Linked DNA regions of Mus musculus: all the other regions are linked to region 4. The links are chromatin loops, found by intact Hi-C in ENCODE. Cell type or tissue: left cerebral cortex. All regions are shown on one strand.

Region 1 (8,000 bases), 200 kb before region 4:
TGCTTTCCCTCATTCTGTGTATGTTTTTTTTTTTAGTGGATCAGATAGACTGGGGGTTTGGGATGGGATCTGTCTGCTAAGTACAGATGTTTGCAGCCATGTGCCTTTGTCTCGGTGGTACATTGAGTTCTCTGAAGCAAGGGTGTGTTCACTCCCCCCCCCGCACCCCCCCTCACCTACGGAATTAATGATTCACATGGGAAAGTGAAAGACCTCGGGTTTCATTTTTAAAAAGAACGGCAGACTAGCTAGCGCTCATGCAGCATGGGTAAGCCTGGAGGCTTGAAACTTGTGTCTCCATCCTCCTGCAAATGGACCCGGAGAGCTTGTTTGAGTTTCTGTCAGAAGAGGGCCCATACTCACACATTTTGGACCAAAAAAAAGAGTTCTCGGTCTATTCTCTTTGACGGAATGTGCAGCAGGTGGCGAGGGAGGAAAGGGACAGTGCCTAGCGAACCAGGCGACCCTATCAGTGAGTGACAGGTGCCCCCTCACATCCACGATCTGTCTTTATCAAGCAAGTCTGGGTGGGTTTTTTTTTGTTTTGTTTTGTTTTGTTTTTATATTATCCATGGCTAGTGAGATGAAATTCTTTCTTGTGGACACTTCAGGAGAGCTCAGTACCTTTGTGGAGAGTCACATTGTGGCAGGCAAGGATGGATGCAGTCACAGTGGCTTGTTGAGTGGAACCCGGCTAGAATACTGTGAAATCGAGAAATCACACCAAGCAACACGGATCGAAGCTCTATATTTAATTCTATGACCCAAAGGAGAAATTGCACACGGGGAATTGCTTGCCAATCTGGAATGGTGACACACTCTGAAATAGGTATTTCAGCTGCCTTGTGTGTCAGGAAAAAACAGGGTAGGATCGAAAGGAATAAAGCCGTGCAGGACATGGACACCTCCAACTTCCTGGGAAAACAGTTACTGGCCAGGTAAAGTGGCTCACGCCTGTAATCCCACATGTGGGAGGTAGAAGCAGGAGGATCAAGAGTTTAAAGTCATCTTCCAATACGTAGAGAGTTTTAAGCCAGCCTGAGCTACACTAGGTCCTGTCTCAAGCAAACATAAAAGACTTGTGCAAAAATACATCCTCTTTGTGCAACTCAGAGAGCACGGTTCAGTGTGCATTTTAATACACAAGAATATGATGCACAGGTCAGTGCTAAGTGCCGGTGGTGTTGATAGTAAAGTTGCTCTTATGAATGATGAATCGAGGGAATGTATAGCTTGTATAATAAAACTGCCTATTAACCTTCAACTTTTAGTGTGTTTTCTCCCCTAAACTACATATATATATATATATATATATATATATATATATATGTATATATATATATATATATGTGTGTGTGTGTGTGTGTGTGTGTGTGTGTGTATATATATATATATATATATATATATATATATATAAATCAAATTTATACTCACAAGCAAGAGGTGGGTTCATGCTTAGCTTTGCTCTTTTGGCTTTTATATTTTTACTCTCTTGAGTCAAGAGTCCCTCTCTGTAGACCAGGCTTGTCTCACACTCGCTATGTAGCCCAGAGGGGCCTTGAACTTGCTGCTTTCCATCCACCTCAGCCTTCCGACTTCCATTCCACCTGGCAAGACCTTGTCCTTGTGTCAGGAGCACCATGACGGTGGGTTGTCATAGTTGGCTTTCTATTGCTGTGTGGAACACCATGACCAAGAGTAACTGGGGGAGGTTTCTCAGTCAGGGTTTCTATTCCTGCACAAAACATCATGGCCAAGATGCAAGGGTTTATTCAGCTTACACTTCCACATTGCTGTTCATCACCAAAGGAAGTCAGGACTGGAACTCAAGCAGGTCAGGAAGCAGGAGCTGATGCAGAGGCCATGGAGGGATGTTACTTACTGGCTTGCTTCCCCTGGCTTGCTCAGCCTGCTTTTTTATAGAACCAAGACAACCAGCCCAGGGATGGTCTCACCCACAAGGGGCCTTTCCCCCTTGATCACTAATTGAGAAAATGCCTTACAGCTGGATCTCATGGAGGCATTTTCTCAAGGGAGGCCCCTTTCCCTGTGATAACTCCAGCCTGTGTCCAGTTGACACACAAAACCAGCCAGTACAGGAGGACAGATTCTGTTCATCTTACAGGTTACAGTCCATCATAACGGTAAATCAGGGCAGAAACTCAAGGTGGGGAGCCAGGGGCAGGAACTGAAGCAGAAGACATGGTGGAAGGTTGCTTACTGGCCTGCTCTCTCCCTCAGCTAATGTCTGATATATCCCACAGTCACCTGGCCTAGGATGGTGCTGTCCACAGTGAGCTGAGGCCTCCTACATCAATCATCAATAAAGTGCCCACCTACTTGCCAGGCAGGCTAATCTGATAGAGGAAGTTCCTCGGCTGAGACTCTTCCCAGATGAGTCTAGCCTATATCAAGTTGAGAAAACAAAACCAAACCCTGACCACCACAAGGGCCTCCATCCCCACCGGCAGCAGAGGGAGCCAGTTCTTAGAACTGCCCAAAGGTCATGTGCTGGGCTTGCACATTTGGTGTTACAATAACAATCCCTAAAGAGGATCCCTTGAGCTCTCTTGGGAGTAGACACACCGAGGTGGAGGTGTCCATTTGGGGAGCTACAACATTTTTGGTGAAAATTACTCAATTTCTGGGAAATTCATTTTAGAAAATGTGAATAAGGCCAATTGTAAAGTAATGACATGAATACCTGCCATAAAAAGGGACACAAGAAATAACAGTTACTGGGTGTGAATACCTTGACTATCAAGCTCTTGTTACCCAAGGATTGTAAGAGGAAACTTTGAAGCTATCAGCTTGTCTTCATATTGTACAATATGTTGCCCAAGTAGCAAGATTGCTCTGACATAGTGAAAATTTTCACAAATTTCAAAATGGCAAATCTGGGGGTAGAGAGATGGCTCAGTGACTAAGAGCACTGGATGCTCTTGCAGAAGACCCAGGTTTGGTTCCCAGCACTCACGTGATGGCACACAATGGTCTGTATGTCCTGTACTGACCTTTGTGGACACTGTATGCTCATGGTGCACAGACACATAAAATTCAATCTTTAAGAAAAAAAAATCTTGTCTGTTGAAATATCTTTGCAGATAATTGCAAATATTTTTGGTATCTAAGATATTTTTTCTCCCCCGCAAGATTACTAAGAACATACTAAGTCAGGTCTTAACTGCATAACCTGGAAAAGCATTACTCTTATGGCCCGTTCTCTCTTTCTCTCTCCCTCTCTCTCTCTCTCTCCCTCTCTCTCCCTCACCCTCCCTCCCTCCTTTCCTTCCTTCCTTCCTTCCTTCCTTTCTAAAAGATTTATTGTGTACACAGTATTCTGCTTTCATAGATGCCTGCACACCAGAAGAGGGCATCAGACCTCATTACAGATGGTTGTGAGCCATCCTGTGGTTGCTGGGAATTGAACTTAGGACCTCTGGAAGAGCAGTCAGTGCTATCAACCTCTGAGCCATCTCTCCAGCCCTTATAGCCTCATTTTCAACGTTGTCTTAAAATGCAGTATGTATGTGCCCCCGTGGATGGATAGCTACCCCAGGATCATAAACATTCCTGAGAGACGTACATGAATGAGCAAGCCATCTACCTCTGACTGCCCAGCTTATTCATTCATGCCTTCCCTTAACAAATGCTCGCTGAACTCCTCCCGAGAGCCCCCATCATGAAAAGGGGATGCAGCTGTTTCAAAGATAATTATCAACAACAAAAATAGCAGGCTTGCTGAGGTGAGACATAGGAAATGTGACCAGGGCATGAGTGACTTAGTGGCAGAGAGGGCTTGTGTGGCATGGAGTAAGTAAGGCTGCAGACTCTCTCTCCTGCACCAGAAAAAGGTAAGCATGGTACGATAATGAGGGAAACTACACGGAGATGCCACTGAAGCCCACAGCTTGGGGACTAGAGAGAGCTCAATTTAATTCTGACGGTGTCTGAACACCTCCATCATTTTCAACTCTAAAGGGTCTTCCCTCATCCACTCACTAAGCACATCCACTTCATACTGGGTACACATCACTGTCATTTACTTAGGCTTTTAAAAAACAAAAAAAATCTTACTCCAGTACTCTAAGGCCTGTACGCAGGAAGATTGTCTCTGAGTGTTTAAAGGCATGTAGGGGTTGGGAGGAACCTCTCTTGCATAGGCAGCAAATCCCTGGGAAATAATCATGATGGAGAGAAGATATAATGAATATGGACAAGCCTTTACTTTAAACCTGTCCTGAAAAAAAATTATACAATGAAGATATCTGTCAGCTTGTGATTGCTTGTGTTAGTTTGTTTCTTTGTTTCCAATTAGTTCCTCCTCGGGGTAATCTGGAAGAAGCTGGTTGGAGTCTGGGCTGGTGTCTGTAGCTGGCTAGCCCATCCTTGTTGTCATGCCAACATGGTGGTTTTTTTTTTTTTTTTTTTTTTTTTTTGTCCAACTGTTTCTGCAGAAGAGTGAGCCGCTGTCCCCTACTTCAAGCCACTTGTACCTCTGATCCACACCCAAGCACCACACCAAAGCAAGAAGGATGAGCTTCAGTTTCGAAGGCGCCAGCCACAAATGAGAAAGTCACCTGGCCCGCAAAATAAATTCCTGTCAAAGCACTTATGAGGCAAGAGTAAACTTGATTCCGTTTGAACTAGAGCACAGGAGGGTAAATAAATTGTGGAATTGAGCATCTTTATGCAGAGAGTCAGAGTCCCGGAGATGTGAATTTATTTTCTTTGCCACTCAGGGGAGCCAGAGACTCATGAACATCACACTCAAGCTGCCAAAGAGGCAGAGAAGCAGTGTTTCTCTTTGGACTTAGTCACTGGTGACAAAAACCCAAGCAAACAAAGAAACAGAAGCAAGATGCAACAATAACAACCACAGCAAAAAACAACGACAATAGGAATGGGCATTGATTGTTATGCCCAGAGGTTGGAGAGAACACTTGGTTTAGCCTCAGCCTTGTTTCCCCAGGGGCTCAGGGCTTGCTCAGTCTCTCTGTGTGTCCATTTCTTGGCTGAGGTATACTCTGCTGGTTTCATTCCGAGGAGCACCTGAGGAACATGAATTTTACAGCCTTGAAGACAGGGGCAAGCATGTGTCACCTGCTTCCCCTCGTGTCACAAGGACACCTGGTGCATGCACGGGTAGGAATGTTAACCTCAGAGGACCTCAGGAACCCTGCCAAATGGTTTGGAGTGGTGCCACAGAGAGAGAGAGAGAGAGAGAGAGAGAGAGAGAGAGAGAGAGAGAGATCCAGGGTTGTTGACTGGGTGAAGTGATAACATCTCAGTCCACTGCCTGAGTACCAAGCCTGTGTTTTCAGAACCTCTCAAGAGCCCTCATAAATAGACGCCTTCCATTGAGAAGGCAAGGCTGAATCCACCACAGGCTTCAAATAGCAAGCAGTTAAGGAGACTAGGTCTAAAAACCCACTTCATGCAGCTAGTCAGAAACTGCCCCACCACCTGGCCTGAAACAAGGATAATGGGTCAGGAGTTTCCAGCCAGCACCCACAACCCATTAACGGAATGTCCTTAGAGATAGTGCAAGACAAAGCCTACCTACTGGGGGATTCTCCTAAGGTGCTTTAAATGGGCCTTAGAGCTCACTTCAGGGTCTCTCTATCTTGGTAATGGGAGATCCCAGCATGCTGCACTTCTACAGAATGAAACACTCTTTTCATTTACATACTGTTTGAGTCCTGGGTATCATTCTTTGGCTAATGGTGGACCCTTCCACCATGATCAACCCCAGTTTACAGAGGAGAGTGAGGCCCTGCTGCACTCAAGGGTTTCCATAAGGAGTGTGTGTGAGGGGTGGAGTTAAGTTTGAGCTCTGAAGCCTTGGCTGGAACAAAAGGGGAGGAGGGGAGGGACAGGTTGGGTGAGGACCAGGGACAGGCAGGTGTGGGAGGTAGGAGGAAGCGCCTTGGAGGAATGGTTACCACCGTTTCTGGATAGGTAAATTTAAGAGACAGTGACATCTAGGTCCCGTTTGCGGCAGAGACCAGTGGCTGATAGTCGGCAACTTGTGGAGTTGAGATAGGACAAAGCTTCTTGAGTCTGGGTGGGGTCTCTCAAAGAACAAACAGTACTTCACCCTGGAGACAGCCAAGCTTTGGAGGCTGCTTTCACAAGATAAGTCCAGTCCCAGGAGGCTCGTTATCCACTGGGGGCTTTAGTCTTTTTACCCAATCTCTCTGGTAATGAGACCAAGCACAGTCCTTGTGTGTGTGTGTGTGTGGGGGGGGTGGATATTACACAGAGTTCCCAGTGGGGACAAGGACCTAACACAGATGGCTGAGCAGGAAGCAGGGATGGAGAAGCTGGAGTAGGTGGGAGAATGGTATTCACTGTTCTTAAGGGTTTGGTTTTAAGCTGTGAGCCCAAGGGCTCCGGAAAACGAGGGATTGTAACAAGAAAGCTGGTGCCCCAGTTTCTCCTTGAACGTAAGAGAATGTTCTAGGCACCTGTGCAGTGGGGAAGGAGATAACAGGGACCAGAGTGACCTGGCCACAGATGAAAGCTGCAGCCAAAAGAACCTTGGCCTCGCTCATAAAAATGTAATCAGTCTCTGACTTGACTCTTGTTCCTGCAGACTCATAGGCTGGCTCCATGGTAATTGCCTTTATGCTATTTGTACGCCCTGGCTTTCTTTTGATTTTACTTAAGAGTTCTGAAATATACACTGCTTCCATCGTCATTAAAAAAAAAAGACAAAGAAGAGGGAGTTGGATGACCTTTATAAATCGTATAGAGTCGACGGCTTTTAGATGGCACCGAGCACCCGCCCCTACCCCCACCCCCTCAGCCTCCGCCTGGCCTTGGCACAGCCACCTCTGTTAGTTTCTATGGAGAGGGAAGCAAGTCAAATAGCTCAGAACTGTTGCTTCCAATTGCAGTAAGGATGTCTTATATGGCGGTCCAGGGGTCCCACCTAGGTTAGCAGCAGACCTGGGGGGCTTCTTTTCCCTGCATTTATCACTCCCCTGTCTGCGATGCGCAGCCATCGAGTGTCCAGCAAGTGCCTGCTAAGTGGCAGACATTGTTTTGTGCACTGGCTCTCGAGTGGGAAACAGTGCAGACAAAGATGTCTGCCCTTGTGTGAATATTACAGAAAAAGAAGGAACGGCTTACATTGAGTGCTGTGCAGAAACTAAAGTGGAATGCTGGGGGAGGGGTGTGTGTGTGTGTGTGCACACGCAAGGGTGGGGGAGAGGTCACTGTGTGCACTCCTGCTTTAAATAAGGGGGTGCCCCATGAGCAGAGCCCCTGAGCAAGTGAGGGAATGACAGCCTGCTTTCTGGAGGAAGTCTTAGCAGTAGGGAAACACTCAGTAGCCCTGACTGACATGTTTTCTGTGTTTCTCAGTCTGCTCTGGACAGAGGCAACTGCAGCAGCGATAGATGGTGTACTTGATCCAATTTAAACTTACCCTTGTCTAGCTTATGAATGAATGAGACTCAGACTATGGTTATTTTATTTGGCTTTGACAATTACTGGGGTTTGGGGCAGGGGTGGGGGGACGGTTGTCACCCCTGTTCTGCTTTTCTAACTGCTGGCTACTTCCCCAGCGGTGCACCTGAAATACTTGCTGTTTCTCCTGGCCGTGTGCTCGTGGTCCATCTCCTCTTGTGGAAGCTTTTTCCTGTCTGTCTGTCTGTCTGTCTGTCTCTGTCTTCCTTTGTCTCTCTTTCTCTCTGTCTCTCTCATCCTTCTTTTCTCTCTCTCTTTTTTTTGTCTGTAACCTCCAACCAGGTAATTCCACCCCCCTCTAGTTCCCCTCCCCCCCAATACTTGTCTGTAGAAGTTGTGTTTTTCTTTTGTTTTTTTGTTTCTTTGTTTGTTTGTTTTTGCGGGGGATTTCAAGACAGTTTCTCTGTGTAGCCACAGCTGTCCTGGAACTCACTCTGTAGACCAGGCTGGCCTTGAACTCAGAAATCCGCCTGCCTCTGCCTCCCAAGTGCTGGGATTAAAGGCGTGCACCACCACCAACTGGC
Region 2 (8,000 bases), 99 kb before region 4:
TGCAGGTAAATTCTCAGGGGGTAAAAATGGGTTATTCTGATGTCCCTTACAATGAGGGGTTCACTGACTCTAGGAAGCCCTAAGAAAATTTATGCTACCTGTGAAGCTGGGAGCTCTCCTCCTCCTCCTCTTCTTCTTCATCCTTTGAAGAATAAACTTTTACCCTGCTCCAATTTAAAGTACCTCTGTGGGACACGTCCTTGAGAGAAGGATTCTCTATGATTTTTCTCCATGGTGGAGAGTTTGGATGTGCAGTCTGCCCCATTGGCGCATATGTTTGAACGTGTGGCCTAGCTGAATAGCATAAGCTCCAGGCTCAGTGAGAGAGGCCTTGCCGAGAGAGAGAGAGAGAGAGAGAGAGAGAGAGAGAGAGAGAGAAGACTGTCCCCTAAGTTCTTCTCTTGCCTCTGCTATGTGTACACACTCACACAGTGCATGCATACATGTACACATGTACACACACACATATACACAAAATACATTTTAAATTAATTTAATTAACTTTATGAGTGTTTTGTCTGCATGTAGTATATGTACCACATGTACACCCAGTGCCCGAGGAGGCCAAAAGAGGGCATCAGATTACCTGTAAGTAGAGCTGCAGATAGTTCTGAGTCACCATGTGGGTGCTGGGACCTGAACCTGGAGGCTCTTTCTAAGAGCAGCCAGTGTCCTTGATCACTGATCCATCTCTCCAGCTTCCAGAAATATCTTTAGAGTCTATTTATTGGAGAGTTAAATGAACTAACTTTTGGGGAGAAGAGACATGATTCACAGTCCGTTTAAACAAAGCAGTGTTATCTGACCAATGTCTTATTAAGGGGAGGGGAGGTGGGAGGGATGTGCACCTCAGGCTCAATGGACAGTAGCCCTTCAACCAGAGTGCTCTTCCCTCTGCTCACCAGCAGAGGGCACTGGCGTTCCCTCGGGTGCAAGCACGGAGGCTTGCGGCACTGAGAAAGAATGTCGCTTCTCTGTGGGGTCACTGCTGATTTGAATTTTTGTTTCTCTTTTTGCATCATGGCTATGATTGTTCCCTCTGTGGTGTGTTCAGTACCCATCGTAAAGAAGACATGGGCGGCACAGGCTAGCCTTATCGAATACTACAGTGACTATGCAGAAACCGCCATCCCCACGGTGGATTTGGGAATTCCCAATACAGACAGGGGTGAGTCCTTAATCCTGCCTTGACTTAAATCATCCCCAAACTGTTTATGAATGAGTCAGGAGAAACTGAAATCTGTATAGCCCTGGCTGTCCTGGAACTCACTTTGTAGAGCAGGCTGGCCTCGAACTCAGAAATCCTCTTGCCTCTGCCTTCCAAGTGCTGGGATTAAAGGCGTGCACCACCACCGCCCAGCTAGGATTTCTTATTTTAATTTTTTTCTCTTTCTTTCTCTCTTCTTTCTCTGAGTATCTTTACCTGTAGATAGATACCGGCTCTCACATGGGACTTTGGGTTACAGACAGACACTCTGCCATTTAGAAGGGATGGTCTGCACCTTAGCACTGAGTTTCCCCAGCTCCACACAGTTCCTCAGGGCTGGAATGGGAGGCACCAAGTTACTTTATCAGCTTCTCAGGTTGTTTACTAGTGAAAGACATTTTCAGAGTGGTTTGGTTTCGAGAAAGAGTTCGTGTAGCCCAGGCTGGCCTTAAAGCCCCCGTGCTGCCCTTGAGTTTGTGATCCTCCTACACCCGCCAAAGTGCTGGGCTTACAGACATTGTCTTACTTAGCGTTTTAGGGGCTGGAGAGATGGCTCAGCGGTTAAGAGCACTAAGTGCTCTTCCCGAGGTCCTGAGTTCAAATCCCAGCAACCTCATGGTAGCTCACAACCATCTGTAATGAGATCGGATGCCCTCTTCTGGTGTGTTTGAAGAGAACCACATTCATATACATAAAATAGAGTTTCTATTGCTGTGACAAAACACCGTGACCAAAAGTCAGGGAGGAGAGGGCTTATTTCAGCTTACATGGAAATCACTGAAGGCTAATTTCTAGAACAGTTTCCCGTTATTGTGCATGACAACCTTCGGGCTCTCCTGCCACTTTAAGACTGAAAAAAAATTAAATGGATGCTACATATTTTAAAGCAAATAATACATTGCCAGTTTTCTCCTCATCTTCCCTAGGTCATTGTGGAAAAACCTTTGCCATTTTGGAAAAATTTTTGAATCACAGTCACAACAAAATCTCATGGTTAGTCATTGTGGACGATGACACATTAATCAGGTAGGTAAGAGTCCCTCTCATCCCGGGACTGACTGACGATAGCAATGTCTGCTTCTGGTGACAGAGTGGCAGGGATGGGGTGGTTTTAAGATATTGAACATTTGGCAGCACGAAGCAGGTCACTGCCCCACTGACTGCCTTCTGGCTACACCAAGCTTAGGAAGAGGGACTGGCTGGAACCTACATAGTTTGCATTAAAGAGGTGGGGCTGAGAGTCTCAGGAGACCAAGGCTGTTGTAGGACACATAAATAGAAAACAGACAGATAAGCCAGGAGGTGGTGGCCTATGCCTTTAATCCCAGCACTTGGGAGGCAGAGGCAGGGGGATCTCTGAGTTCAAAGCCAGCCTGGTCTACAGAGTGAATTCCAGAACAGCCAGGGCTACACAGAGAAACCCTGTCTCAAACAACAAACAGACAAACAACAACAACAAACAGACAGACTTACAAACCACAACCCTTGCATTAAGTATTCAGTACAGTAGATTCTTCTCCATGCTGGAACAGATCCCACCAAAATGATCAGAGGGAATGACAGTGGACACTCTGTGGGGCTGGGCGTGGTATCTGTTCCCATTGGGCAGACTGAGACACCATAACTCAGCGAGTGACATTGTCCGGAATTGGTACTATTGCCATTAGTTAATATATATATATATATATATATATATATATATATATATATATATACATACACACACATATATACACATATATATTATTCTGTTTTTAAGTAATCACAACTCTATTTCATATTTTCAAAGGGGATGCATGGAAGATATGAAAAAATCTTATAAACATGAAAACTCTATTATCAGAGATTTAAAAAACCGTTTGAACAGGATTAACAGCAAATCAGACATCGCAGAAGAAAAGTTTGACAATTCAAAGATAAGTCAGTAATTACAAGCCAAAGAAAAACACTAGGTCAGGGCAGGAGGTGCTGTAACTGACATTATTATGTCAGTTCATAAAAATTAGAATTAGTAGTCCACTTAAATATATTGTTTTAGTGTTTTGATTTCAATTTATTTTAATTGAGCCTACTATATTTTTTTAAAGGTCCCATTATCTTATTTTATGTATTTTGCCTATATCTATGTATGTGTATCACATGGGTGCAGTGCCCGTGAAGACCAAAAGGGGGCATTAGATCTCCTGGACCTGGAGTTACAGATGTTCATGAGCTGCTATCTGGGTACTGAGAACTGAACCCTGGTCCCCTGTAAGAGCTGCCGGTGCTCTTAGCTGCTGAGCTGCCACTCCAGCCACCAAGATGCATCTACATAGAGAAGTCTCAGTGTAGACATCGTGCTTTTAATTCTCTTGGTTTAATATGTAGGGGCAGAATGGCTGATTTTTAAAGAAAGTTACCATGTCAACTGTTACATTTCCTGAAGTTGAGGACTTTTTTGCCCTTAGGAAATATACACTGGAATGGTTGGGGAAGGGTATGATATACACACTTTTAGGAGAATTAGTTTACTTTGTACATTTTTTCAGGAGAGTGAAAAAGTATACATGTTATACATTTATATTTTTGATATACATGGAGGAGAGCCTGTGAATGAGGCTCTATAGTAAATGGGGAGAATTGGTCAATCTGGGGCAAGGGTAGCTGGGCTCTCATCCTGTGTTTGTAACTCTTCTATAATTATAAAATACAATACCATAATAGGCCAGGATACAGCACCCTCTGGCCTTGAAAGATTGGGGTTCTGCGTTGAGATCTGCCAGCACTGCCATGCTGCACACATCCAGCCCAGTGGTCCTTGTTAGGGAGCAGGGACGTGCTTTTCCTCTACATGCCCGACACTCAGAAAAGCCTGCAATGGGAACAGATTGTTAAGTGAAATGCTTTTCCTGGGCCAACTCCCCTTAGATGGAATTGAAATCCATCCCACTCACCCACATTCTTACTCTTTAGTGAATGCGAAGTGGGTGATAATTATCAAACTACATTTGCAGTCCCCGAGCCTCTCAGCAGTATGTTGAAAATGAGACTCATCCGTGGTATAAGAAGCCCAGAGGAACCTTAGATCACTTTAACCTTAAAATATTGAATGCCGTAGGTAGAACTGACAATTTCACAATATGTAGGAAGAAGAGAAAAACAATTCTCTCTATTTATTTTAATTTTAAGATTTAAAAAACAAATTATTTTATGCCTATGAGTGTTTTTGCCTGCATGTATGTGTACCATATGCATGCAGTGCCTGGAGAGGCCAGAAGAGGGCGCTGAATCTCCTGGCGTTAGAGATAGTTGTGAGCCTCCATATGGGTACTGGTGATTGAACTTCTGGCTCTTCCGCACAAGCCGCCAGTGCTCCGTGCTGATCCACCTCTATCCCCCCTTTTTTGTTGTTGTTTTTGTTTTTCGTTTTTTGTTTTTTGTTTTTTTTTTTTTGTTTTTTTTTTAAGCTCAAGAAGTAGACCTGTTTTGCCCTGGAAAGTCGGGGAGGGGGGGGGGGCGGCAGATTTTGGTCTTTTCCACACCGAACTTCAGTTTCCCTAGATCTTCAAGCACAGCCCCTCCGTCAGTAAATGCAGTCATTCTCTCCGGGCAGATGAATTCCTCAGACCGCTCATTGAAAACAGATTCCAAATTAGGCGCTTAGAATGTTTAACCTCCATGCCAACCACAGCAGAACACGGAGGGATCGTGTTTTATGCTCACTCGAAACCGCCAGCCTCGGCAAAGGCCTTGGCCTCCAGACGTTCTAAACCTATTTACAGTCTTACAACGTGCAGCAGGCTGCAAATGCATGAGACTCTGGAGCAAACGCTCTCGCGCAAGGAGGGGTGTGGCTGCTTCTGTCTTGTCCTTTTACGGTAAAACTGCTCCTGCATCTCCCGGCTTCACTCTTTCTTCGGGTAGCAGCTAGGAAAGCTGGGTCCTTCTTGTGTGTCACCTCCACTCTCCCCAAGCAGAGGACAGTGAGTGTCTGGGACACCTGCTGCTCCCTGTCCATTTGCAACGCTATGTTCTGCTCAGAGCCTGTGACACCCATCTGTGAGCCTGCGGGACTCAGAGGCATCGTGAAAGTTAGTCCGTTAAGATTTTAACCCAAAGTTATGGGTCATTCAGAAACTAGTTTTCAGGATCACTGGTCAGTGTTAAAAGGGAAAGTTAAGGCTTGTTGGTGGGTGACCTGGAAATCTCTTCTGCCTCTGTAAGGCATCTAAGGGTTATCCTGGGTTTTCTTTCCTCCCCCCCCCCCTTCCCCCTTCTCAGTCCCTAACCTTTCTCAATCTGTCTCTCTTTCTCTCTCCTGCTCTCTCCCTTGTCCTACCTCTGTCTCTCTCCTGGTTCCCCTCCCTATCTCTGTTCCCCTCCCTCCTCCCTCCTTTTTTCTGTAGCTGACCGGGAACTGACTGTGTAGACCTGGCTGGCCTTACTCTGAGGATTTGTGGGGACACCTTTCTGGATTAGGTCTCTTCCCACCTGCCAGCCCCACCCTGACAGAACAACACCCCCCACCCTGCCACCTTGCCACCCCTGCCCCTCCAAGCCTTCGGAAGCTCTTTTGTGTTTCTCAAGTGTTAAAACAGCCCTAGTCTATTTGAGGTTTTGCCTGATAGAGGAGAGTTACAGCCATCTGAGCACCTTCAGTCAGTCACCTGACACGTGCTGCCCCCAGGGAGGTACCTGGGGCCAGCATGACTGAGTTCAAATTGGACGAAGGACACCTATTCTAATGTACCATGTTCATATTTTGAATTTTTTTTTTCTTTTAAATCCATTTACTCTACACTTGGATTTTACCTCTAAATACTTCATTCTGAAGCCATATAAGAACTAAACAAGCCTTCTCTTTGTGTCTCAGCATCTCCAGGCTCCGACACCTGCTTAGCTGCTATGACTCCAGCGACCCTGTGTTTCTGGGAGAGCGCTATGGCTACGGCCTAGGCACAGGCGGCTACAGCTATGTCACAGGAGGAGGCGGGTGAGTGAGCAGAGTGGCTTATGGACACAGCCATCTCTTGTCTTCTCTGTATCTCTATTCATCCCTGAAGGGTTAAGAGTCCAGGAACCCCTGCAGGTGCCCAAGGCCTTTAGATAAAATGTGACATGGCAGTGTGACCTGTGCCGAAGCCCCCCCGCAAACCTTAAATCAGTTCCTGATCATTTCTGACACACATTACAACATAAATGCTATGGAATGTCCCCTTCTGCGATGAGGATCTGACAGTGTATCCTCGGCTGGCCTGAAGTTCCTCCTCCCCCTGCCTCAGAGTGATGCCCCTGCCTCAGAGTGATGCTGGCATCGGGAGGGTGTGCCACCATGCCTAGCTGGAAATAGTTTTTATATTGTGTCACTTCTGGGATGATGGAAAGGATGCAGGCTAAATATTTTTCACCTGTGCTTGGTTGAGTCCAGAAAGGTACTTTGAACATTAATTTTTTTTTCTTTCTTTCTGCACAGGCAGAAATGGTCTGTGGTTCTGAAGTCTGCCTGTTCTGGCACTTGGATTCTTTCTAGACAATGGTTACTTCTGTTACAGAAAAATAAACATTACATTTTGGAAACAAGAACAGAATTCACTGTAAACATTATTTTATTCTTTGAAGAAATACTACCAAGTTCAGGTCAAAGAACGTGGTGGTGGGAATCTCCCTGTAAGAATGCTTGATTCTACACAGCCAACTAGTTTTGATTGCCTTTTTAGATGGAAGAAAATGCTTATGGATTTCAATTTCAGAAAAAAAAAAGTCATTAAAATTTTAAATTATCCAGTGCCTAATAAATCATGTTTGATGAAAGAAGAGTATAGAATCTTAGATTAGGCAATTAAGTAATATTTATATAGGATTTATAGGTTTTTAAATAGTTAAAAATCAATCGTTTTAAATGAAGCACCTGCCTGAACTCTGTGGGGAAAGATTTTAATTTGATTTTTTATGGGTAAATCAATCGAGCAGTTAATCTCCTCTGTTATTGCTGCAGCCTTTACTAGTGGGTGTTGAGGAGGGTATTAACTGGATATCAGCTGTAGACAGTTATGGTCACTGTGTGCCAAGCAGTGTTATCTAAGCTTATGTTTATAAGCTTTTGAAGGGTTAGGGCCTTTCATTCCTATTTAATGAAACCTTGGTTTGGAATGGCTCTGTCTTAGTCTGTTTTGCCTGTCACTATTACAAAATGCTTGAGCCTGGGTAACTTTTAACAGGAAGAGGTTTCTCTAGCTGACAGTTTCAGAAGTCCAAAAACGTGCCCTGCCTTCTGCCCCCCCCCCCCCCCGTGGCAGCCTGCTGGTGACATCGAGGCAGAAGAGCTGGCATTGAGGGAGAATCCATGTTGACACAGAAAACAGGAGAGGTTGAGGAACGGCTTCTTCTTTTTTTTTTTTTTTTTCCCTTAAAACCGGTAGCAGGCAGAAAGGAAGCTTCCTAACCAGAACTAACTTGATTTCTCCGTGTCTCACAACCAGAGTGTAGCACCCTCTGCGTATCCAGGGTTCCTAGGGCCCCCTGGTGACTTTGGCATGCACCCTTTGGTTGAGCTTGTTGCAATTTCCCAGAAACACATTGTTTCTTCTTTTCTCTGAAAAGCATTGTTCTTCTTCCCAGCTCCCTGTGTCTTAGGGTCTCCCTGAAGACTTGTGTAGGTCACTGTCATTTACCAGGCCTGCTTGCCAGCAGCTCTGCACAGCCCAGCAGTCGGGGTTGGATACTTTTCTAATGTGCTTGGGTGCACAGTACATTATGCAACCTGTTACAGTCTAATTGCCTATTTACTTCGCTGCTTCCTGCATAAGTTATGAAT
Region 3 (8,000 bases), 130 kb before region 4:
AGGCTGTAGATAAGGGATCTGCTCTCTGTTCATAGATACTTTCTCCTTCTTCTTCTCCCATCTTCTACCTCTCTCCCTTCTCCTCCCTTCTTCCTTCTTCTCTTCCTCTTTCTATTTCTTCTTCTCCTTCTTCCTTTGAGACAGTGAGAACTATGTGGCCCAGGCTAGCCTACAGAGAGATCCCTGTGCCTCTGCTTCCTGAATGCTGGAATTAAAGGTGTGCATCAACATGGCTGAAAGATATTTTTCTTTATGAAGCCCAGACACACACACAAGCACACACACAAACACACAAAGAGAGGCATGCAAATATATGTGCATATATATGTAAATATGCATACACAGATATATGAAAATGCTGTATACATACACATGTGGATATATATATATATACATGCGTACACACACACACACAAAGTGTGGCGTGAAAATATATGTGCATATATATTTAAATATGCATACATATATATATTGAAATGCTGCATACATATATGCGCGCACACACACACACACACACACACACACACACACACGGAAGGTACTGTTTGACTAGCTGTACCTGTTTCTTTTGGGGCTTTGGCCGCTGGATTCTTAGCACTGATTCTAGGCTGCAGGGGAGGGTGGCTCAAGGCTCCCACAGACCCAGCAGTTGTGATCAGGAATGGAGACTGTGTGCCCCTTCACGTCTCTGGTAATTTAGCTCTGTTTCTGGGAATTGAGCATTAGCATCCTGCACAGGAGATACATGTGTGTTCTCTCACTGAGCTCAGAGAGAGAGAGAGAGAGAGAGAGAGAGAGAGAGAGAGAGAGAGAGAGAGAGAGAGAGAGAGAAGACCCAGCAGAACAGTGGTGACCTTCCACCATTCCTCTGTGTGTGTACGTGTATATATGTATATATATATGTGTGTATGTGAATACATGCATGTGTATATATGTGTGTGCATATACGTGTGCATATACATGTTTGTGTATATATAGGTGTCTATATATGTGTATGTATATGTATGTGTATATATGTATGAATATTTGTGTGTATATATGTGTGTATGTGTTTGTTTGTATACATTCATGTGTATATGTGTATGTATGTACAGGTGTCTGTATATATGTGTGTATCTGTGTTTATGTGTGTGCCTGAGTGTACATTTGGGCCTGTGCGTGTGTTTGGCCAGAGGGTAACCTTGGTGTAGTTCCTGGGCAGTCTGTCCTCCTCTTCCTTTCTTCCATTCCTCCTTCCCACCCTCTCTTCCTCTCTTTCCTCTCTCCCTCCTTTCTTTCCTTCTTTTGTGACAGGATCTCTCAGGGGCCTGGAGGTCATTCAGTAGCCCAAGAAGGCTAATCTGACTGGCCACTGGGCCTCAGGATGCCCCCGTTCCTAGTCTTCCTCTTAGTACCGGGGCTTCAGATACATTCTGCCATGGCAGTTTTTACTTGGGTGCTGGGGATCTGAAGTCAGGTCCTCCTGCTTGAATGATGAGCACTTTCATACTTGATGCCCCCTTGTGGCCCCTGAGGGTAACTGCATGAGTGTGTGCACATACCCGTTTATGTGCACACAGTGATGGTATAGGGGTGAGAGAATGCTGCCTTCCAAGTCCCGGGGTTATGGGCAGGTGTCACCATACTTGGGCTCTCTGTACCAACTTGACCTATGGTTGTAAGCCACTCCTTCCTGCTCCTACTTCTGTATCATGTTCAAACCTGTTGTACCTTGTACAAACCTGTTGTATTTGCTTTGTTCTGTGTTATTGATCGTTACCCATTTATTTTTCTCCTCCACAGATGTTGAAGGCAGAGAACAGGTTGAATTCCATTAATTTCTGATCACTCAGAACCAAGCTGTGTTTGTGTGACTTACCCTGAGTCCCCCAAATTCACTACTTTTTCTGAATGGCTTTCTTTTCTGTTGTAAAAGAGGTTTCTTTTATTTTAAAAGTAAGTGACAGAAAAGATTATTTAATTTTATGTGTATGAACATTTTTGTCTGCATGTATGTCTGTACCACATGCACACAGTCCAGAGGCCAGAAGAGGGTGTCAGATCCCCTGAAACTGGAGTTACAGATGGTTGAGAGCCCTCATGTAGGTGCTGGGAACTGAACCCCGCTCTTCTGCAAGAGGAGCCAGCGCTCTTAATTGCTGAGCCATCTCTCTAGCCCACAAATGAATATCTCAAGGACACAGTTCAGTCACATCAGGTATATTCTCGTATATCTCCAGAGCTTGTTTATTTAATAAAACTAATACTGTGAGCCTCTAAACAACTCCCTGCTCTCCTTTTCTGTAGCCCCAAGTGACCTCCATTTAACTTCCAGTCTCTGTGTGCGACTGCTATGAATGGCCTAGAGGGAGACGATTCTTAGAGTAATTGTCATTTTCCGACTGGCTTGTTTTACTTACCTACGTTTTAAAAGTTCCTTTGTTCAAAAAGAATAGCCAGGAGCCAGGGAGTTGGCTCAGAGGCTAAGAGCACTGGCTGCTCTTCCAGAGGACCTGGGTTTGGTTCCTAGGATCTACATAGAGACTCATAACTGTCTCTAACTCCATTCCTAGTGGATTTAACACCTACTTCTGGCCTCCGTGGGCACGCATATCTATGAATCACACACATGCAGTCATGTATGTAATTCATAGATACACAGGCAGGCAGAAAACACATACACATTAAAAATAAAATGATACCAAACTAAAACCCATAGCTATCAGCGTTTTTGTTCAGGCTAGTGACATTAGTCTAGTGTAATAAACTTTATCATCATCTGTAGACGTCGTATCCCTGGAGTTCTGACTGGCATTCCACCACGGCCTCTTCATGGCAGCCCTTGTCCCTGTGTTTATCTGTCCCATGCTCACACACTAGAGTGAGGCAGGGCTCACCTTTACTTTTCTTGTGTCCCTGACCCCCTAGTACCTGGATGGAATGCCAAATACAATATTAGAGACTGTGTGTTCATCGATGTACCATCTCAGCATTTCACATTTAGAAGTGGCTCCTTTTGTCCGAAGCGTTTGGCTCCTTTAGCCCTTTTGCTTCTCTTTAGTTCTAAAGTTTATATTTAATTTTTGTGTGTGTTGTTGTTTCATTTACATCCTCAGTGGCTTAGGAGCCCGCTGACCACTAGGTGGCGATATTGGTTTTACATTTAAAGAGGTGTAGTTAAGTAAGTTCCCCGGGGCCCCCAGAATTTAATTTCTGTGATAGTAAATAGAATCTAAAGTGATAAAGAGACACCCCTCTTCTGACTATAAGATCAACTGTTACTGTTACCCTGACATTTCTTCCCCGCTGGGGCTCAGCTGTGAATGCTGTAGTAGGGAGGGCAGATCTGTAATGCTCAGACTTAATTTGCTGAGGAGCGCTGGAGTGTGGTGTATGCCTCAGGCTGGTTCAAACGTGGATTAACAAGGCTTTGTCAATCAAAAGATTGCAGAATTTGCAGCTATGCTTGGTACTGGATCTTTTCCTCTTTATGTAGCATTTTATCTCTCATACGGGATTAAAACTTTGGTTTAATTCCGTGAATGGCACTTCAGAGATTTAAAAATAGTTGACAGCTAGCATCGGGTCTGTAGACAGTTCTCTAGGGGCGGGGCAGGGACGAGATACTTTGCCTTGGGACTCCATGAGCACTTAGAGAAGGCCATCTTGTGAGATTTAATAGCTGAGTTGTACCAACCAAGCAAGGAAACCTCGCCTTGTGGAGCAGGGACGCTCCCTCGTTGGAATCAAACTGTTTCAAGGAACTGACATCCTTTTGGGACCGCGTTGGCAGCTCAGCCTGCCTCGGAGCTGTGATAGCGGAAGAGGGAAAAGCTGTCAGTCTCGCTGGAGCTGTGGTGGGCGCTTGCAAGGACCACAGATAAGGGGCCCTCGGTGCGTCTGTCTGTAGATTCGCCTTCTGAGAGCGTTCCTAAAAGTTGCCCCGTGAGGGGCGACCAGCAGTTAGCATTTATCATTTGAATATTTATCTGATAGCTGGAAATATCTGTGCCTCCCACAGTAGCAGATTCCCAGAAACTGCTGTTTATTTATTCATTACCCCTGTCAGGTTGCACGCTTCTCTGAAGCCTGCCCCCCCTCCCCCCAAAAAAAATCAAGGCACAAAAAATGGAAGCGGTTCTGTGATTAGCAGCTCCTTCTAGCTGCTCTTGGCGGCGTTACCTGGGCCTGTTTTGCCTCAAGGTGCTGAAACTGTGTCTTATTAAAAGCACAAACATTTTTTCCCCCCATTTTTTCAGATGGAATAAGAAACAGGCACCTGTGCCAGCTCTATGTGAAATTTAGTAGTGTGCTCCGAGTGGCAGCAGGAGGAGGGAAACCATTTTTCTTGTGTTCTAGAACATTCCCGCTTGTAATGGAGTTTGACATGCAGGCCAATAGTCACTTTGAAATTTCTAATTTTTAAGCATCATTTTCTTTTTCTAATCAGTGAATTATCAGGTTTTCCCAAGTGTTATTTTATACGCTGGCTGCTGCTGTGGCTTGCCCTGGTGTGAAGGGTCACGGAGGAACCTAGAAAAGGGATATTCTGGCTCTTTTAATTACTTAAAGGCAGATGGTAACTGTTGGATACTGTGCGTGACAGTCATTAGGTGGGGACTGGAAGTATAGGGCATACACATTACTGTACCCACGCAGTCGGAGTCTGTAGACAACCCACAGGCTTGTGAAAACCACAATGTCCATGTACCGCCATTTAAGAAGCACCACCCTGTGTGGTATTGCTCCTGGTATTGTACCAGTTTTGCCTGTGAGGCTGGAGATGCGGGAGGGCTGAGACTTTTGAGAAATTAGGTCACAAAGAGAGGGAAAAATCACCTGGAGGATATGTATTTAGAACAGAGTTCTGGAAGGCAAGAATGGAAATTTTCAGAAAGGTATATTTTGGGATGCCTGGTGGGGTCTGGAAGTCGAACAGTCGTCCTTGTGGGATACAGCAAGCACGTGTGCTGGGGGCCAACTAGGACCTAGCCTTTTAGGTTAGGCTGGAGGGCGAGGAATGTTGGGGCGACGGGTACCACGGCTGATGAAATATGAGGTCCCTGACTTTGAGGGACATGGAAGAAGGCAGATTTTGAAGGAATACCATTTCTCCTATAGCTTGCTTGCCTGCCTGCTTTCTCTGTCTGTCTGCCTGCCTCTCTGTCTCTGTCTCTCTGTCTCTTGCTCTCTTTAAAGAGGGGCGCAGATGCGCAGGCGCGGGCATAGGCGAGGAGTTAAGCGAAGGACCGCACAGAAGCGTTTGTGCGGGCAGCTTTTCTAGTCAATCAGGCACCTGAGTTGATTTCTTTTTAAATGCCTGTTAGGTCCATAGCATCTGGCTGCCAATTATGGCTTGACTTTTGTTTTTTAAACCTGGCACAATTCCTACTCAAAGGGATTACTCGTGTGAGTCCTTTTCTTGTTTGTTACAGCTATGTTGGGATACAAAGGAAGGTTGTTATCCGAGTCCTCTTTTTTTTTTAACCTTCCGGAATGTGGAATCCAGTTACAGCTGTCCTGCCTAAAGTGATGGAAACCCGAGGGGTTTCACTGTAAGATGAAGTTGAAAGAACAAAAGAAAAGGAGACAGAACGCCCCATGACATCATGCTTAGTGTGTTCCAGTCAAGCAAGGGTCCAGGCACCTTCTGTAGAGGCTACGATGAGAATATTCATTACATCTAGCACAAGGAAAAGGTCATGGTAGACGGGGTCAAGGAAGTTAGTGTAGGAGGTCAGGGCAGGGCCGGGGAGGAGCAGAGGGCGAAGCTTAGAATAATGCTTCAGACTAAAGAACGGGCTGAACAGTGGACAAGATAGACTTCCGTTTCTCCAGGTAACCCACCAGTAGAGAGCACACCTGCTACTTCGAGGTACTTGATCTGGGTCAGGGCTGATTCTGCTCTCAGGCACGGTGGAGCTGTGCCAGGTTCGTCCGAGCCCCCTCCCCTCACTCCTTTCCACCCATACAGCTTCAGATTCCATGTCCTTCTATTGTGGGGAGACTAAGCCTCATTTAAAACCTGGCAGAGCCCTGGCCTTACCAATAAATTATTCCTTTGCCTGTTCACAGAACACAAAGTTTTGGAAATTGTCTTTTTTTTTTTTTTTTTTTTTTTTTTTTTTTTTTTTTTTTTTTTTTTTTTTTTTTTTTTTCTGGAGCCGAGTTATTTAGGCCTTGGCTCATTAGATTAAAACAACTCCCATCTCCATAAAACAAGCCCGGCAGGCTGGCACAGTCTGGCTCCAAGAAGCCGGAGAAAGATGGCCTCACACTTCCTAATTTTAGAAATTTATTTTATTGGCAGGGAGACCATGTGAGGTACTTCATTAGAGGGTTAGTGTTGAGAATGAGCAGTGCCATTTTATTGCCTAAGAATTTGGCTTTTCTTTTTTTTTTTTTTTTGGACACAGTCTTACTGTGTAGCCCTGGCTGGCCTGGAACTCACTGAGTAGACTTCAAACTCAGAGCTCCACCCACCTTTGCCTCCAGAGGGCTGGGATTAAAGGCATGGACCACCATTCCTGGCTTTCATCAGCTTTTTGATGTTAGCACTATACTTTCCTTTTGAGATAGAAACAGGTGGGTGCTTGTTTAATTACTCAAAACCCTTTCTTTTGGGTAGAGATTGATAGATGTTAATAAGATGTTCAACATATAAGGTCTTTTTAAAAATGAAACTGGAGAATTTATTATACTGCCATTGAGTAAGAAATTATCCATTCATTTATTGAATATTGATTATTTAGTTTATGAATATCTATTAGTAAATTATTTTGCACAATATAATATATAATAAATATTATTATTAATAAGTATTTATTTTTGTAAGTACCTGGGCAAAATATCCCAGGAGAAAATAGGATTTAAAAAAAATAAATTCTTTTTAAAAAAAGATTTATTTATTTAATGTATATGAGTACAGTGTCGCTCCCTTCAGACACACCAGAAGAGGGCATCAGATCTCATTACAGATGGGAGTTGAACTCAGGACCTCTGGAAGAGCAGTCAGTGCTCTTAACCGCTGAGCCACCTCTCCAGCCCTAATTTAAGTTTTTTTTTCACTAAAGTAACTATTTCTTCTTGATACACAGCTAGAATTCTTAGACGCATCCTTGATTTATTTTTGTGTTTGTATCTGATGCGTTTTTGCTGTGCCGTGTGCACACAGAGCTCAGCGGTCAACTGCTGGAGTCAGTTCTCTCCTTCCATCATGTGGGTCCCAGGGATTGAACTCAGCTCGTGAACCTTGCTGCAAGCACCTCTACCTCCTGAGCCATCTCAGCAGCTCAGAAACATCTCTTATATATGTGCCTTTATCCAGTGTATTCTCTGCAGCACAGGGAATAGGATATTGTGACTCAAGGCAGGGGTTGCGTGCCTAGGAGGCCATCTTGTTGTGCATGTTTGTTGTGCACTTTTGGCTGGCCAGCACGGGAAGTATTCGCAGCCCTAGATGCCTGCTCTGTGTGAGTCTGGAGAAACCTGGGTCTTCGTTATTGTTCTTATGGGTTTTCCTTGGCTTATGTTTCACAGTCCATCATTGAGGGAAGCCAAGGCACGAATTTTTAAGCAGGAACTTGAAGGAGAACCCATGGAGGAACACTGTCTGTTTCCTTATACAACCTAAACCCGCCTGCCTAGGGTTGTTGCCACCCACAGTGGACTGGCTCCTCCTACGTCGATGAGGCTCTTGATTGTATCTCTGTAGTCAGGCCTGGTGTATATCTGTGACCTTTCTATGCTGTGGTAAAACACCACGACCAAAGCATCTTATGAAAGACAGGGATTTTATGGGCATAGGATTCTGGAGGGGTTGAGTCCATGTTGGTGAAACTGCGTGGCCAGCAGGTGACAAGCAGCAGGCATGGTGGCCGGAGCAGCAAGCTGAGAGCTCACATCTTGATAAATGAGTACAAAAATGAGGAATGAGGAGGGACTCCGGGAGGGAGGAGGGAAGGGAGGGCGGGGCACGGAGAGAGGGAGGGAACACTGAGCAAGGGGTGGGGGTGTGGGGG
Region 4 (8,000 bases):
AATGTAATGGGCAAGTGGACTGTGCCATCAGACAGAAGACCTGGCAGGGTTGAAGCAAATTAAAAAAAAAGAAACAAACAAACAAAAAAAAAAAACAGGAATTCTCATAATTGACTACAGTAGATGTCAGAACCAGCTCCCAGCCAGGAGTCTACCTGTCCTGGAACGCGTGACCACGTCAGGACACCATCCCACCTGAAGTCTTCAGTCATGCAGATAAAGCATCCCTAACGCCTCAGAGCGAGCCAATGGGAAGCATCTACCCCAAAATGTTTACAAGGTCCCTGTCCACAAGAAATAAAGTGCATGAGTTATTTCACTAAGAATCGTCTGAGTTCTTTTAAGGCTGAGGCTTGCTAGTTCGGTGGGATTTATATTAATAGAGAATGCTTCGGTGTTTGGGATTCTGGCTCCTTCTTGGAGTCCTGAGAAGAATGGGAGGCCGAGTTTGTTTTTGCAACAGAATTGAGAGCATCGAAAAGCTGTGGCAAGGTGGAGGGTTGGCGGGGGCTTTGGAGTTAGTTTTGTGGGGTTTTGTCTATGCTTTTGGTAGATTTTGGGGTCTTTTGGCTGGGGATCGGGAGGAAAGACGTCTCTCTCCGATTAGGCAGGGAGGAAGGAGGTGGAGGCGGAGGGCCAGCGGGAGCTCCCTTGTTTTTCTAATGCTGCCCTGTGGAGGGTCTGGTAGTTGGGTGAGGGGAGGGGAGGCAAGTGGGGCTAAGGGCTTGTTGAGTGCTTCCTCTGAGAGATTAAAACGGGTAGGGGTGGGTAGTAATTGGGTAAGGGCTGTGAGCTCTGAAATAGGGTGGTTTTTAGGACTTTGATCTTTGGATTCATCTAACTGAGGAGGGAAAGGGGCTGTGGTGTTATCAGCCTGTCCTATTTTAGATGGCCCTATGCATTGCCTGATTGCAGCTAACGTCAGCAAAAAATCAGGGGAGGGTTTTTTTCCCTTCTTGGGTGTTCCTGCTTGGGGTGAGGGAAGCTACTCGGGCCCATGAGTCAATACTGTAAATATTATCATTGACCATGCATGTCGATATATGAAAGACTTCTTCCCAAAACAAGGAGGCTTAGTTTTTGGCAATTTTTATTCCATGGGATTTTAATAGGGCAAGTATTTTCTTACCCGTTTTTGTTTGTTTGTTTGCTTGCTTGCTTGCTTGCTTGTTTTTTTTTTTTTAATGTGACGATGAGCTGCTCATGACAGAAAAGAGAAGAAATACCTCGTCCAGTGAGGATAGTCCCTTGGCCTATCCACATGGCGGGAGGGAGGTGGGGGTGGGGTTCCATGCTAAACCTTCCACAGATTTAAGAACTGCCTGCTGTCCTTGTAACACTTAGTGGCAGCTGCGTTACCAGGTGTTTTTGTTTTAAGGGGAAGTTAGATAGAGGGTCTCTGCCAATGCCATTATGGGCTGTCATATTTTAGACAGGGGCTAAAGGGACCTTCAGCCCACACCAGAGAGTAGCTCTGGCCAGAAGGCATCAGTTGTCTCTCTAGCTTTTCCAAATCCGTGCGATGACGCAGAGTGAGAACCAAGGAGGAGAAGGACAGGTTGCTAGTCTCTCTTCAGAGACAGGGAGCTTTCACCTCCCATCAAATCAGAGGTCTCGTTGAATTCCCTTGGTATCAGTTGTGGCGCATCAGCTGTTTGTGCCCCACGTCTTGGCACCAGTGGTCAGATTGCGTACCAGAGTGCAGCCAGCAGGCTGCACAGGGAAGGCAGAGCACAGTCCCAGGATTCTTAGACCATGCCAGGATGATAGATCCTGAGGGGCTCTGAGCTAGCTGGAACGGCCAAAGTGTTGCTGCTCTTCGAGGGCAGGCAGCCATGTCTCTTCTGCTCTAGTCACAGCCCCAACAGTGATGAACACAGCGAGTCACTAGAAGCTGGAGCTGGAGCCACTAGGTGAAGCCAAGGTCCAGCGATGAATGCTTTGGGAAAGAAAACTCTTCCCTGGACTGTTACAGCTCAATATGCCAGGCATCCTCAGATGATTCTTGGTGGGATATCTCGTGCACTTTATTCATTGGGTTGATAGGGACCTTAACGTTTTGGGGAGGGATGGGATCCAGGGGTTGATGCTTCCCTGAGATATTAGGGATGCTCACTCTGAGATATGAGGGATGCTTTTTGCATAGGTGAGAATTTCAGGTGACTGATTGTCATAGTCCTCCTAGTGGGATGTCGTGGTTACATGTTCCGGGAAAGGTAGACCCTGGCTGGGAGCTGGTTCTAACCCTTACTGTTCTCAATTTATGAGAATTCCTGTTTTTTGTTTGTTTTTTTTGTTTGTTTGTTTGAACTTGTTTCAACCTTGCTAAGTCTTCTGTCTGGTGGCACGGCAATGTTCATGTTTTCCACCGGTCTTGTTTTTAACTTAAAACAAAATTTAATATTCAACACATACCTCACTGAAAGGAAGTTTAAAATTAATCTGAACAGCAATCCCAGAGTACCTGGCACGAGGCAGGTAGGGTTTAGAGACTCTGCATCTGCTATTACATTGTGAGCATTTCTCCTGTTCTTATTACATTAAAAAAAAAAAAAAGATCTGAAGATGGTATGTGTTTATAGTGTGAAAGAACACTTTAAGTTCTCCTAGAACTCTGGATGCTGGGTCGATTGTATTGCCTGACTTCCCTAGGAGGAAAACAACCAGCCATAGACAAATGTTTCTGCAAATGAAAGGGCCATGCTGCTTGAAGGCACGCCTCAAGATAAATGCAATCAGAGTCCTCCAAGACAGACCCTGATTACTGGGCTTGTTTTAAGAAATTGGTGCTCATGATTATGGAGTGGCACGTCTGACATCTGCCAGGCAGGCGGCTGGGAACTCAGACAAGAGCTGAGGTCGCAAGTCTTGAATCTGAAACCCACAGGGCAAGAGGTGGGCTGGAGACTCGGTCGCTATTCTGTGTCACAATTCCACATCAAAGACCAGGAACACAGATTATAATCAGACCTCTGAGAGATATGTTAACTCCCCTGCTGGTACTTTTGATCCACAGGAAAAGCTGACACTCTTCCCAATATCTTCTATAGGCGTCCAGCCAAAACTTTAGGCTTCTAGAAGGGTGCGGGGACGTCAGTGTTGTTGCTGTAATAATTAGACATTCGATCAGACCAGATGTTCTGTAAACATCTTCTAATTTGAGCAGCATCTCAGAACGAAAACATCAGAAAAGTCTGCACAGAAATACCCTGCATAGATTTGAGCTCAGGGCTTGCCTACTCCAGTACTGGCACTGAGAAAGTGGAGGTGATGTCACGCAAGGGTGTGGTCCGTGCAGTGGGTAGGCCAGGGCATAGGGATTGATGTGGAATGGGGATGCTGAAACACAGACTCGGGATAGCAAAGGAGAGGAGGGAAGTGAGAAGGGTCAAAACTAGAGATCAAGGAGAAGGCTCAGCATGTGGAAGCAGAGGCGATTCTGACAGGTCTACGGAGTCCAGGGGGGTGCACACAGCTGGAATACAACCTCCAGAGCAGGGCTCTTTAGGACAGGGTGAGGAAATGAGATTTTATGAGAAAAAGATTAGAAGTGTGGAGGATCAAAGCCTTCCTGTCTTCAGTGTAAGGAGGACAATGGAGGCTATGATGGTGGGTTGTCAATAGTTACTGTTTCTGGACATAGTTATTGAGCTTCCGAAGTGTGTGCTGAATACCGTGCAGCTTGACTCTCATCTAGTAGAGATAAGAGAAAGTGAGTCGCTCCTTGATGCCCAGTGTCCCCAGGGGAGAACTGTCTACAGTGCAGGGAGAAAAGAGAGCGACAAAGAAAACTCAGGACTAGTCACCCTTCTCCCTGGACTCTCACATGGTTTCCCTTTATAAGGACACTTGGCTACATTACATGCCATCCTTCCTGAACATCTCATTTTACTGAGGTCATCTCTTTGCAGCCTTCTCTCTGAATGAAGTCATATTCTCAGGTATTATTACATCATAGGACTTCAATGTGTAAGTTTGGGGGGTGGTGGTGGTGACATAATTCAGCCTATATCTCAATTTTAAGCCTGGGTGGGATTCTAAAAAGTCAGTTGAGATTTAGCCAAGCCTCCTCCTCGCTGTGACAGAAACTTCACAAAATATCCTATGGGAGCAGATCCCTAGAGAGTGTGGCTGAGTCTCCTCAGCATCTGTAGCCTTGGGAAAACTGGATGCATCATCGACTCAGGGAACGCAATCAGTGAGCGTCTTCTTGAAACGTTGAGACCCTGTATGCGGTGGTTGGAATGAGAACGGCCTCCCTAGACACGTATGTTTGAATACTTGGTTCCCCATTTGTCGGTCCAGTTAGGAAGGCTTGGCCTTGTTGAGGGAGGTGGGTGTGCCCCATGCCATTTCCAGTTAGCTCTCTGCCTCCTATTTGTAGATAAGGATGTAATCGCTCAGCTGCTGCTCCAGCCATGCCTCCCGGCTGCCATGCTCCCTGTCATGATGGCCATGACCGCTAACCCTCTAGAACTGTGAGACCCAGTAAACTCTTCTATAGGTTGCCTTGGTCATAGGGGCTCTTCAGAACAATAGAGAGCAGGGACATTCTATGTTGTTTGAAGTGTTGTCACCTGATCATAGCTAGCAAAAGAGGACACCAAGAACAAATGAATCCTTCCCTGGAGCTCCTGGGCTACTGTTCAAAAAAGGTTTTGTGACCTTTGTTTGTTTATTTGTTTGTCACATATTTTTTCCATCATACAGTTATCATCTGCCCTGTGCGATAGGAGGCTGGACCTTGGAGATGTTCCTGGTAAATGGCGGCAGTGGATTTTCCTTCCTGTAAAACCAGAGGCAGTGAGCAGCCACATTGGATGAAAAGGGTTCAATTTTTAACAAGCACAGTTTGACACAAAGAATATACCAAGATGTCTGACGAGGGTGGAGGATGGGAGATCTGCAGTCTTTGGGGCTGTGGGGGGTGGAGTAGGAGGTGAGCTCTGAAAGACAGGCCAGGGTGATGATATATTTAGTTACAGCATGTGAAATGACTAGTTCTCTTCTGGGAAACATTAGTCAAGGTTTTAGAAGGTGGGTGGCTGTTTTATGCAGCAGAAGAAAAGAGTTTAATGAACCCAGATGAGGGACATCAAGAGATCTTTCCGGCAGACATTCATGAAGTAAATCTCTCAGGTCCAGGAGGTTCTACTGTAAGTTTACCCAGAGGGAGGTTTCGCCTTAACCGGTACTCAATGCCTGGTGTGTCAGAACGGACTGTTCTCTTTGAGAAGACAAGGGTATCCACTCCTTTTTTTGGCATTACAGGAAACCACGTGTGTGCCTACCACTACCCTTTACAGAATCCCACTTCCCTGACCCAACCCCCAAGTCACACTGGTCAGTTACACAAAACTACAGATGCTTGCAGCACGTATGCATATATATTCTTCTGTCTTATGAACATTTCTTTGATCTCCCAAAGGCTGGTTAAATCCCAACTCCTTTGCAAAGCTTCCCTTGATCCTCCTAATTTGAATACTTTTCTCTGCGTTGTCTAGAGACCTTATAGGATTGTATAGTCACGATAAGGTACAACCCGCCACATCACCTACTGGGATTTTTTCTGGTCTTGTTCTGTCTCTATTAGGATTCTAATAGATTATTTAATTTCACAAAGATATAGGCCTGGGTTTTCTTTTCCTTTGAAGCCTTGCCTGTAGAACAATTCTTGTTCATAAAATGTGCCTATTAAGCCCATTGAATGACACAGAATTACTGTCTGCTAGATGGTGTTGAAAGGATAAGAGGAAATGACTCCCTTTCTGTGAGAACACCCTTTATTGGGAAGCGGAGCCTTGGGGTTGTGGGGAGCTGGTCTGGAAATGTGGATGGGGTGAGTTTGGCCCCAGGCTGTAGAATTCTAAGGGTATGAGGTTTTAGACCAGTATTTGCCCATTGTCTTGCTAAGATGTTTTTAGGGCACCTTGGTAGACGTTTCACCAGTGAGACTGGAGAGGCCATTTTAGTGACACACTTAAGGTCAGTTTTCCTGTAACAGTAGGCCTGGAAGTATTCTTCCAACTCTTTGTCATTCATAAGTTGCTCAAACTCTGCAAACTTGGTGAGTTGAGCGCATTTTTTCACCCCAGAATTTGATTGTGAGGTGACATCTCTTTTGCCTTTAATTTTGTGTATGTGCATGCACATGGATGTGTGAGAGGAGCTTGCATGCATGTAGTATGTATGTGTTGGCAAGCCTGCGGAGGCCTGGGAGGCTCCATCCATTTTGTTTGTTTGTTTGTTTGTTTGTTTTTGAGACAGGGTCTGTCTTAGGGTTTTACTGCTGTGAACAGACACCATGACCAAGGCAACTCTTATAAGGACAACATTTAATTGGGGCTGGCTTACAGGTTCAGAGATTCAATCAATTATCATCAAGGTGGGATGGAGGCAGCATCCAGGCAGGCATGGTGCAGGAGGAGCTGAGAGTTCTACATCTTCATCTGAAGGCTGCTAGCAGAATACTGGCTTCCAGGCACCTAGGATGTGGGTCTTAAAGTCTACACCCACAGTGCCACACCTGCTCCATCAAGGCCACACCTTCTAATCCTGCCACTCCCTGGGTCGAGCATATTCAAACCATCACAGGGTCTCTCATTGGCTTAGAGTTGACGAAAGTAAACCAAGCTGGCCAGTGAACTCCAGGAATCCTCCTGCCTCTGTCTTCTCAGTTCTGGGATTAAAAGCATGTGCCAAAATGCCCAACTTTTTCTTTGGGTTCTGGCAATGAAATATAAGTCCTCGTGCTTGTCTGGTGAGCGCTTTGCTAGTGGAGCCATGTCCTAGCCTGACTTTGGCTTGGTTTTCCTCCTGGTTTTAGATCTGGTGGCTGTGGCAAGGTGTGGTGGAATGAGTTCAGAAATTAAACCAACGCCTCCCCCGGCATCCTGTGGTTTAATCGAAAAAATAGCGGGTCTCAAAGTTAACGTCTCTAGCTTCATTTCATGTTTAAAATGCAACAGTAACCCCGGTTAACCCTTTCAGGAAAACCTTGATCCTAGTCACATGGTATGTAGTATGTGGCCAAGGGCCTTCAGTTTCATTACTAGTTCTTGAACAGCTGTTTGGGATTAGGGTTAAGCCTGCAAGATAGATCCCCCCCAAAGCCATGTTCTGTCTTTGGGTTGCTTTTCCCCATGAACTCAATTTGCCATCAGGAATCGATGCCTTCCCCAAATTCAGCAAGCCTTTGCAGTCTAAGATTGCCGTGGCGGTAAAATAAAAATCATCTCTCTGTAGTTAATAAGCAACCTTGTAAGATGAAGATGGCTTAGAAACAAACAAACAAACAAACAAACAAACAAACAAACATTGACACGGCTATGCCAAGGATGAAATGGAAGGGACCCAGGAGGAATTTGTGACCTGAAAAGGGGCCGAAGATGTACACTGTCGCCAGCCATGGCCCAAAGCAAAGCCCAGGCCAGGACCTTGGGTACCTGGGTAACTTTTTATTCCGCGTCTGCCCTCTAGTGGCTGAAAGAGGGATTCGCTAACTGTCTCCGTTTGGAAACAGGCCCTTGCAGAGGAAAGGGAGGAAGCAAGCTGGGAGTTAGTTAAACAAAATACTCAGTAGACTTGTCTGCAGTCACCTCCTCTGTGGGCGGCCCCTCAAATTCCTCTAACCTGTTCCCTGTGCCTGCATTGTAGAAGGCTCAGCGGTAAGAAAGAACAAAGTCCATTTACCTAGCCTCACTTTCTTAACCAAGAATATTTCATTTGAGAGATGTGAGGATTATAGGATCTAATTCATATAAAATCGTCTGACTTGGAGCTGGTACACTTCAAGCATAAACTCCGGTTTTCGCATCCCCTTTCATCTTTATTCACGTTTGAGTAAGCAGATAGGCTCGGGGCTGAGAACATGTATCGATCCCTATTCAGATTACCTTTGAAGTGTCTCCAAACAGCAGATGTTCCCTAACGCCTTTAAAAAGAAACCAGTCACCTCGGATCGATAAGCTCTCGCAATTGTAGGTTTTGATAAGTGGACT

What was found. Hi-C counts contacts between places; a loop is a spot of excess contacts. Peaks named below come from ENCODE experiments on the same cell type or tissue, not always from the same donor. Only the 100,000 strongest peaks of a DNase experiment are listed, where the experiment ranks them.
Region 1: a loop joins it to region 4, with 4 times the contacts of the local background. A loop is called at or near these places in 4 of 42 quality-filtered maps.
Region 2: it touches region 4 in a loop (11-fold over the local background); 8 of 42 quality-filtered maps call a loop at or near these places.
Region 3: it touches region 4 in a loop (2.2-fold over the local background); 16 of 42 quality-filtered maps call a loop at or near these places.

What each region holds. Positions count from the first base shown.
Region 1 is chr5:149,643,177-149,651,176 of GRCm38, forward strand. Gm20005 (a long non-coding RNA gene) reads left to right here. Exons shown (of 2, transcript XR_104961.3): 2 at 4,458-4,616. Among named protein-coding and RNA genes, the nearest start is that of Gm20005, 6.0 kb to the left of the region's middle. In left cerebral cortex, a CTCF peak has its summit at 4,744; DNase peaks (open chromatin) are centred at 4,735 and 6,398; H3K27ac peaks cover 619 bases.
Region 2 is chr5:149,744,372-149,752,371 of GRCm38, forward strand. It overlaps B3glct (beta-3-glucosyltransferase), which reads left to right. Exons shown (of 15, transcript NM_001081204.2): 11 at 1,055-1,168; 12 at 2,134-2,233; 13 at 6,060-6,179. Gm36141 (predicted gene, 36141) reads right to left here. Exons shown (of 3, transcript NR_168889.1): 2 at 3,903-4,058. Among named protein-coding and RNA genes, the nearest start is that of Gm38587, 15 kb to the right of the region's middle. In left cerebral cortex, CTCF peaks have their summits at 923 (motif pointing right) and 4,442 (motif pointing right); DNase peaks (open chromatin) are centred at 990 and 4,132.
Region 3 is chr5:149,710,241-149,718,240 of GRCm38, forward strand. All of the region lies in intron 4 of B3glct (beta-3-glucosyltransferase), which reads left to right. Among named protein-coding and RNA genes, the nearest start is that of B3glct, 36 kb to the left of the region's middle. In left cerebral cortex, CTCF peaks have their summits at 1,496 (motif pointing left) and 3,107 (motif pointing right); DNase peaks (open chromatin) are centred at 3,128 and 3,774.
Region 4 is chr5:149,843,714-149,851,713 of GRCm38, forward strand. It overlaps 4930500F04Rik (RIKEN cDNA 4930500F04 gene), which reads left to right and starts at 4,034. Exons shown (of 4, transcript NR_045758.1): 1 at 4,034-4,267; 2 at 4,711-4,759. In left cerebral cortex, a CTCF peak has its summit at 7,479 (motif pointing left); DNase peaks (open chromatin) are centred at 4,953 and 7,492.